Linked DNA regions of Homo sapiens: region 2 is linked to region 1. A link is a contact called in ENCODE Hi-C or POLR2A ChIA-PET data. All regions are on one chromosome and are shown on one strand. Each heading gives the region's core, a stretch centred on a gene start or an enhancer-like site at or near the end of the contact. The rest is flanking DNA. Distances are from core to core; before and after follow the strand shown.

Region 1 (3,774 bases), core at 676-3,175:
AAAATGTCTTCACACTTAATTTTGCATCGCTCAGTCTTTAAGGTGTTGATCATGGCAGAATTTTAGTTTCCTGCTCAGCTATTCTCCTGGTACAACTGCCCATGGGTAATAAGCAACTGCACCAAGGTCTGCATGAAAACAGCATGGATAATATACCATTGGGTGTCTGACTGTTTTGCTCTGACAGCTTATATTGCTTCTTTTTGTCCTCCCCACCCCACTTGATACAGGGCATTGATGTGCGAGATGCTCCTCTGAAGGAAATCAAGGTGACCAGCTCCCGACGCTTCATTGCTTCATTTAATGTTGTGAATACCACCAAACGAGATGCTGGAAAGTACCGCTGCATGATTCGCACTGAAGGAGGTGTTGGAATATCAAACTATGCAGAGTTGGTAGTTAAAGGTATTTAATGTGTTTTTATACCAGAATATTCTTCTAAAGTAGATATGTTAGGTGTTGTTAGTTCATTATCCCTTTAAAGCTCAAACTTACCCTTGTCTGTTTCTGAGCAGTGGTTTGATGACAGGCTATTTTGATGGATTGCATTTTAAGTACAAATTTTGCACGTGAACAATATTTTTGAAAAATGTGTTTTATCTATGTTGATTTAGTTGCACAAAAAACAATGAATGTGCTCTTGGCAAAGTCTTCTGCCAACTCTATATACAGAGATTACAACTTATAAATTTTTTTTAAGGAATAAAATTTTTTACTGATGAAAAATCACTTAAAATGCAAATATTCATCAGCCAGCGTGTTTATGATAGCAGAGTGGTTAATAAAATGAAGCAGTGTCAGTATAAACATGCTCAGTCATATCACACAAGCCATATTGATAATTCTGTGTTAACATTCATAATGTTCCAGTTAGGTTCTATTACTATATTTTGCATGACTGAAAAATTGAGTCATTATATTTAAGAAGGTGGGGGATGAGGGAAAATAGAAAGGGGAAATAAGTTTCCTTTAGCCGGTTTAATGGGTTTTTTGTAGGCTGAGGAATTTATAGCATTAAGCCACCAAGACAATTTTTGGTCCCAGACAGGATAATTTGGACTTTGAGGTGTACCATGAGGCATTTTTAGACAACCTGTGGCAAGCCATTGCTGTTTTTCCTAGGAGAACAGAATGAGGACTGCTTTAAGAAAAGTTTTCCCTGCATTTGTTAAATATGGCACATAAAATTGATCTCTCTACATATATAATCCCAGCACTTTGAGAAGCTGAGGCCAGAAGTTCCAGACCAGCCTGGGCAACATATTGAGACTCCACCTCTACAAAAATTTGTAAAAATAAAAAAAGCTAGCCAGGTGTGGTGGCAGTGCCTATACTCCCAGCTAGTCAGGAGGCTGAGGTGGGAGGATTACCTGAGTCCAGGAGTTCTAGGCTGCAGTGAGCTATGATTGTGCCCCTGCATTCCAGCCAACCTGGACAGAGTGAGACCCTGTGTCTTAGACAAAAATTGTCTGTTTCTTATGTGGTATAAAAGCAATAGCTTTTATCTGCACATTTCTCAAGATAGGCAGCTTTAAAGATTGCTGGATTCAAATCCCAGAACTAGGTATGTGGCTATGGGCCAGTGGCTTGCCCTGTATGTGCTGCTGTTTCCTTGTGTGTAAGGTAGATATCAGATAATAATGTTATCTACCTTACAGGGCCATGAGGAAGATCAAATGCAAAGTGTATATTATATATAGGACACTTAGTATACATAGTGAGCAATGGGTGCTTGAAAGGCCCTTGGTGGGAAGGGAGAGGAGGACAGGGATAAACTTCTCTCTGGTCCAGTCTGTCAGTGGTCTTCACTGGGGAATGGATGTCTGAACTACCTTTCTGACTTTTTAAAAATGTAAATACCTGCCCACCTATTGTCTCCTCCCTGTCTGGCCACACCCATATTGAGTCAGAATATCCAGGGACACAGCCTCTGTTATAAAACCTCCAATGAGTCAGCCATATGCTCTGTTGTGAGATCACCACTGCCAGTGTTAGTTAGTCACACGTAGCTTATGGGGGACAGTGCACCCCAGTGAGGCCACCTCGAGAATCGTCTGCAGCAGTGACTGATGTTCGGCGTAAGGAAGTGCACATTAAGATATCTACTCGGATAATGTATTTGTCACAGCAGATTCTTAACATGTTTTTATTTGTGATGAGACTTGAACCAGCCTAATATTTAGGTTTAAAGTCTCTAACAAAACTAAGATTCTTCCCTGCTGTACACACCCTACCCTGTTGAAAGTGCTCTGGCAAGTGAGACATCATGATGTACAGAAAGGACACTAGTTTGCCTACAAACTGTTTTGTCATTTTAGAGTTCATCATTATCATCATCATTATTACTACCATTATTTAATTTTCATCTTGGTTCATTTGTTTTTGATTATTTTTCCTTTTCTTTCAGTTGCTATACTGCTTCACTGTGACCTGCCACTACCCATGTTATTGATTAGTGGGATGCAAATCTAGTAGTATCTCTAAAAATTCCCTTGTGGAAAAGTTAATTTGTTGGAAGTTATAAGTAAATTATAAATTTCTAGTCTACCTGAACAAACATAAATAGAAAGAATGAATAGATTCGTATTCATATTTGTGCACCACATTTTCCTGTCTTATGGCAGTGTAGTAGTATCTTGGCTCACTGTGATAAAAATTACCAGGGACTTATTTCCATTTCCGCACACTGCCACAGCTCATGACAATTTGCATGCAGTTAGGACTCAAATATGAAATTTAACTTTTTCTCCAATTATAATTTTATGGCCATATTTTGTATATAGATATATTTTTTAATGAGATAACATGCTAGATACTACTAGTTTTATAAGGTTATTACCTTGAGGCAATTACTTTAAAATATACACTAACATTTTTAGGCCACTTGTCTATAATTTAACACTTTTTTATATACCATATCATATTTGGAGTGCTAAATTTTACAAATGGGAGAAACTAAAGTCCATAGAGTTTTTAACCTTTTAAGGTCACACACTGATTTGTGGCCAGCCTCCCAAATAAAGACCAAGTCCTTTAATTGACTAACCATCACTCTCATCTTTATTCATGTCTAGCCACTTTTGATAACCAAGGACATAAAAATATTTCATATAATCTCCACAATGCATGTATATATGCATATATATATCAATACCCTATTTAGTTACGTTTCTATATTTCATATGTAAACATATTTCATACAGTTAAATATGATACTGACATATTTATTGATGTATTAGGCATTTACATGTGCGTATCCATTAGATATATGTCTGTGTGTGTATAAATACTGCCATTACTGGCTTGATTTAGAATTAGTTTTATGGTGTCCTTTCACTTGAATTAAGAAATATTTTAAATTGCATTTTATCACTTTGTACAGATTAAGATTCTTGCCTTCTCCTTCCTTCCTTCTTTACCTCTTTCATCCTTTCCCTTTGGGAAAATTTGTTGAAAATGCAAATGTGGCCGGGCACAGTGGCTCATGCCTGTAATCCCAGCACTTTGGGAGGCTGAGGCGGGTGGATCACAAGGTCAGGAGATTGAGACCATCCTGGCTAACACGGTGAAACCCTGTCTCTACTAAAAATACAAAATTAGCCGGGCATGGTGGCGGGCGCCTGTAGTCCCAGCTACTCGGAAGGCTGAGGCAGGAGAATGGTGTGAACCTGGGAGACAGAGCTTGCAGTGAGCCAAGATGGCGACACTGCACTGGGCGACAGAGCAAGACTCCATCTCAAAAAAAAAAAAAAAGAAAAGAAAATGTAAATGTTG
Region 2 (3,774 bases), core at 421-2,920, 660 kb after region 1:
GAGGGGCCACTACTCTCATTCTCATAGAACAGAAGAGAAACCCACAGCTAAGAAATGTTCTGCGGCGGAGCACAGTGGCTCATGCCTGTAATCACAGCACTTTGGAAGGCTGAGGTGGGAGGATCACTTGAGGCCAGTTCAGGGTCTCACACTGTTGACTAGCCTGGTTAACAAACCAAAACCCCAACTGTACAAAAAATTTTTAAATTAGCCAGGCGTGGTGGCACGTGCCTGTGGTCTCAGCGGCTCAGGAGGCTAAGCAAGGAAAATCACTTGGGCCCAGGAGTTCCAGGCTGCCGTGAGCTGTGATCGCACCACTGCACTCCAGCCTGCGCAACAGAGCAAGGCTGTCTCAAAATCAAAACAAAACAAAATGAAAGAAAAAGAAAGAAAGAAGGAAAGAAAGAAAGTAAATTCCGTGATGGTAAGTGATGGATCTGTGTTTCAAATAATATAGAGGGATCATATTTTACATATTCTCAGAATTCATATTATAAAGATCCCTACAGTGACTGCACAGTTAAGAATGCTCTCATAGATGTAAACTTCCAATCTACACTGTGGGCAACGCTAGATTTTTACAAATCAGGTTTGCTGTGTAACATATGCGTGTACTGTGCATTACTAAACCTAGTTCTAAATACAGCACAGCTGAAATTTTGTGGGTAACGTGATCATTCGGCAAATGTTGCCAGCCCCTATCATATTCAGAACCCTGTGTTCTGAGATGCTCAAGTTCAAGCTGAGGAATTTGCTAAACAAATCTCTGGCAAGGAATCAGCAGTGATTTTCTGTATCCTTAAATCCTTCCAAACAGAAATGGCAAAACATACGACCCGAGTCCATAATTCCTAAAGTTTCAATCTTCTCGCACTGTTTGAGTTTTAACTCGCTTATTCCCCCAAAGGAGTATGCCATTTACTTAATTTAAAAATTAAACAGCATAAAAACTTCTGAACTCTGAGTGAGACAGCGATCAGAGTTAAAAATAACTGATTTCGCGCGTTTCCGTGCAAAATGGGAGACAGACGTGACGGAGAGAGACCGAGCAGTGCCACGGCCCGGTAGAGGGTGCGGGGGCTTGCACCCGCTGGTGTTTGTGAGAGAGCGCTGGTGTAGACGCGAACGCAGCGCAGGCGGCCCGGCGGCGCGGCCTCAGGTCGGGGCCTTTCCAGCGTTCCAGCTACACCGAGCGCGCGGGGGCGAAAACATGTGCATGGTGTTTGGGGACTGTGCGCATGGGAGTGTTTTCACTGTCAACCAGGGTTCTTTTTCTTATTTTGAACCCATTTTCATGATGCACCGGAATGCTGAAGTTCAAAATTGCCTACGGAGAATTTTAAGACTAAAACCACACTAAGTTTCTTGTGTTAACTATAAATGCGGGTCAGAGTGAAAGCCGAGTAGGGAGGAGTGAAAAGGGGGAAAAGGGAAGAGATAAGAGGAAGAAAAGATGAAAGAGCCGGCGGAAGAGGGAGGGAAGCGGGGGCGGGCAGGCGAGCAGAGGCAGGGAAAGAGCGGCGCGGGTTGCGGGAAAGCTCCGCGCGCAGTACCCAACCGAGGCCCGGGCGCGCGGTCCTCCCGCCGGCAGGGGGCGCCCACCCGCCCGCCTCCGGCCCCTCGCGGCCAGCCGCCCCGCCCGCGCCTGCGCTTCCTGCCCCTCCTCGTCCGGGATGCTGCTGCCGCTACTGCGGAGTAGCTGCTTCCCTTCCTCCTCTCCCGGCGGCGGCGGCGGCAGCGGCGGAGGAGGAGGAGGAGGGGACCCGGGCGCAGAGAGCCGGCCGGCGGCGCAGTTGCAGCGCGGAGCCCACGGGCCGCCGGGGCCGCTCCAGCGGGCGGAAGCCGAGCCCGGGGCCGACCCCCCGCGCGCGGCGGAGGCCGAGGGGGCGCCGGGGCCCGGGGCGCGCAGCCGGGGGGCGGGCGGCGGCGGGCGGCGGGCCGAGCGGGAGCCGCATGCGTGTATGGATCCGGGCGCCGCGCTGCAGAGGCGGGCCGGGGGCGGCGGCGGTCTGGGCGCGGGCTCCCCGGCGCTGTCGGGCGGCCAGGGCCGCCGGAGGAAGCAGCCCCCCAGGCCGGCCGACTTCAAGTTGCAGGTCATCATTATCGGCTCCCGCGGCGTGGGCAAGACCAGCCTGATGGAGCGCTTCACCGACGACACCTTCTGCGAGGCCTGCAAGTCCACCGTGGGTAAGGGCGCCACGGCGACCCTGGGCCGGGCCTCCTGGCGCCCGGGCAGGTGCCCTTCGCCCCGTGGGCTTCGAGTCTCATCGAGCCTGGGAGTCTTTCGGGGATGGGCCTCTCGGTGAAACTAGGGGCGGGGGTCTCCTTGGAGCGCCCTGCATCCCAATCCCAAAGCCTGGCAGAGGTTTTCGTGCCGCCTCCGGGCAGACCTGCCCTTGGCCCCCGGCCCTGCCTCAGAGGTCCTGGCAGCCCCCGGGGCCTGTGGGGGCGGCTCTCCACGGAAACTTCGGCCCTTAGCATACTCGCCCAAGAAAAAGCTGGGTTCGAGTGGAGCGCAGGCAGGCAGGGGAGTGAACGCCTAAGGCCGCTCTCGCCCGGCCCGCCAAGGCCAGCGCGCGCCGTCTGCTGCGGGTGTGATCCCTGCGCAACCAGGGCAGTTTTCTTATTTTGAACCCATTTTCAAGAAATGAAGTTTAAAGTCACCTATGGAGAATGTTAAAACTAAAACTACAGTAAGTTTCTCGTGCTAGCCGTACGTACGGGGCAGAGGAGCTTCAGCTGTATTTATCCATGACCTCAAACAACCCGGTGACTGGCGGGCATGGGGTTGATTCCTCCAGTACCGCTGTTTTCGGTGAGGGACAGGAGTGAAGTAAGTACAGGAACGCTCCAGGGTCAAGGAGGAAAACAGCCGTGGATCTGAAATGGAAACTGCAGGGGAAATTTTTTTAATTAAGTCATGCTTAGAGGACTTGACATTGAGATTTCTCAGTTGGATGTGGGTAGCAGTTGTTTCTATGGAAAACCCCTTAAAAGATGTCCAAACTAGGAGAACCCCGTTCTTTAAAATAAAGGGCAGTCACTTCCGTGATAGGAAGTGAGAGATTTCCCCAGGGGCGGTCCAAGAAACTGAGTAGTCAGGAGATTTGATAGAATTAAAAGCATAATTTCATGTAATTCTATTTATTAATAGTGTTATAACCAGTGGTAGTTCCAAGGCTGTCAGTACGATTTTGAGATGACTTGATTTGAAATTGTCATGTAACAAAACAGTACTACATTTAAAGTGTCTTATTGGAAAGTGAAACCTCCAATTTTTGTACTGTCTTTCTTGGTTTGTTTTCAAGAACTTACTTCCCTTAATGCTTTTTTGGAATAGATCATTTTGGAAATATTTGTGATGTCTGTACCATATGTTTTTAAAATGTTGTCGTTGGAGACATTATATTAAAATGAGTAGCATAACTATACCTGTTTCAAATATCCAGTCTTGGATCATGCAGAGTACAGGGAGTTGTTAAACCATCAAATGAGGGTTAGGCTGTTATTTTAGTACCTGACATAAATAAAGTAGGGTTAAATTCCGTTTAGAATTGTCAATATTTTATGGCTCCGTACTTCAGTATATAAAAATGAGAGATAATAGAGTTGCACTGTGTGATGAAGAGAAATCAGGTACCCATAGGTGGGTAACTGAGGGCTTGAGTGGATGGAGGGTGAGATGGATGAGCAAAGGTGTGCTTTAGAATGCAGAAGAGGAGAGAGGAAGAAGGATTTTCTAAGCCTGGCAGCAGTGGAGCAGCCCCCCACCTC

What was found. A loop is a pair of places that touch in the nucleus more often than their neighbours do. ChIA-PET counts read pairs that join two places held with the same protein, here RNA polymerase II (POLR2A). Pooled maps may share reads with other maps.
Region 2: a loop to region 1 is called in a map of CD4-positive, alpha-beta memory T cell, with 9 times the contacts of the local background. The contact joins the promoter of RAB12 here to the enhancer-like site in region 1. A Hi-C loop is called at or near these places in 2 of 168 maps with a recorded cell type or tissue (CD4-positive, alpha-beta memory T cell and GM12878), 9 of 37 single-sample maps with no recorded cell type and 11 of 50 pooled maps. POLR2A ChIA-PET finds 5 or more read pairs at or near these places in 3 of 52 experiments (HEK293T, PC-9 and activated T-cell).

Annotation. Positions count from the first base shown.
Region 1 is chr18:7,948,951-7,952,724 of GRCh38, forward strand. PTPRM (protein tyrosine phosphatase receptor type M) reads left to right here. Exons shown (of 33, transcript NM_001105244.2): 6 at 231-405. Among named protein-coding and RNA genes, the nearest start is that of PTPRM, 380 kb to the left of the region's middle. Within about 2 kb of position 1,926, at least 3 of the 41 ENCODE cell types and tissues checked have a DNase peak (open chromatin) inside an H3K27ac peak, as active enhancers do; they include PC-9, where a contact is called at or near this core.
Region 2 is chr18:8,607,767-8,611,540 of GRCh38, forward strand. RAB12 (RAB12, member RAS oncogene family) reads left to right here and starts at 1,671. Exons shown (of 6, transcript NM_001025300.3): 1 at 1,671-2,187. The coding sequence starts at 1,674. RefSeq lists silencers at 1,499-1,728, 2,159-2,458 and an enhancer at 2,909-2,958.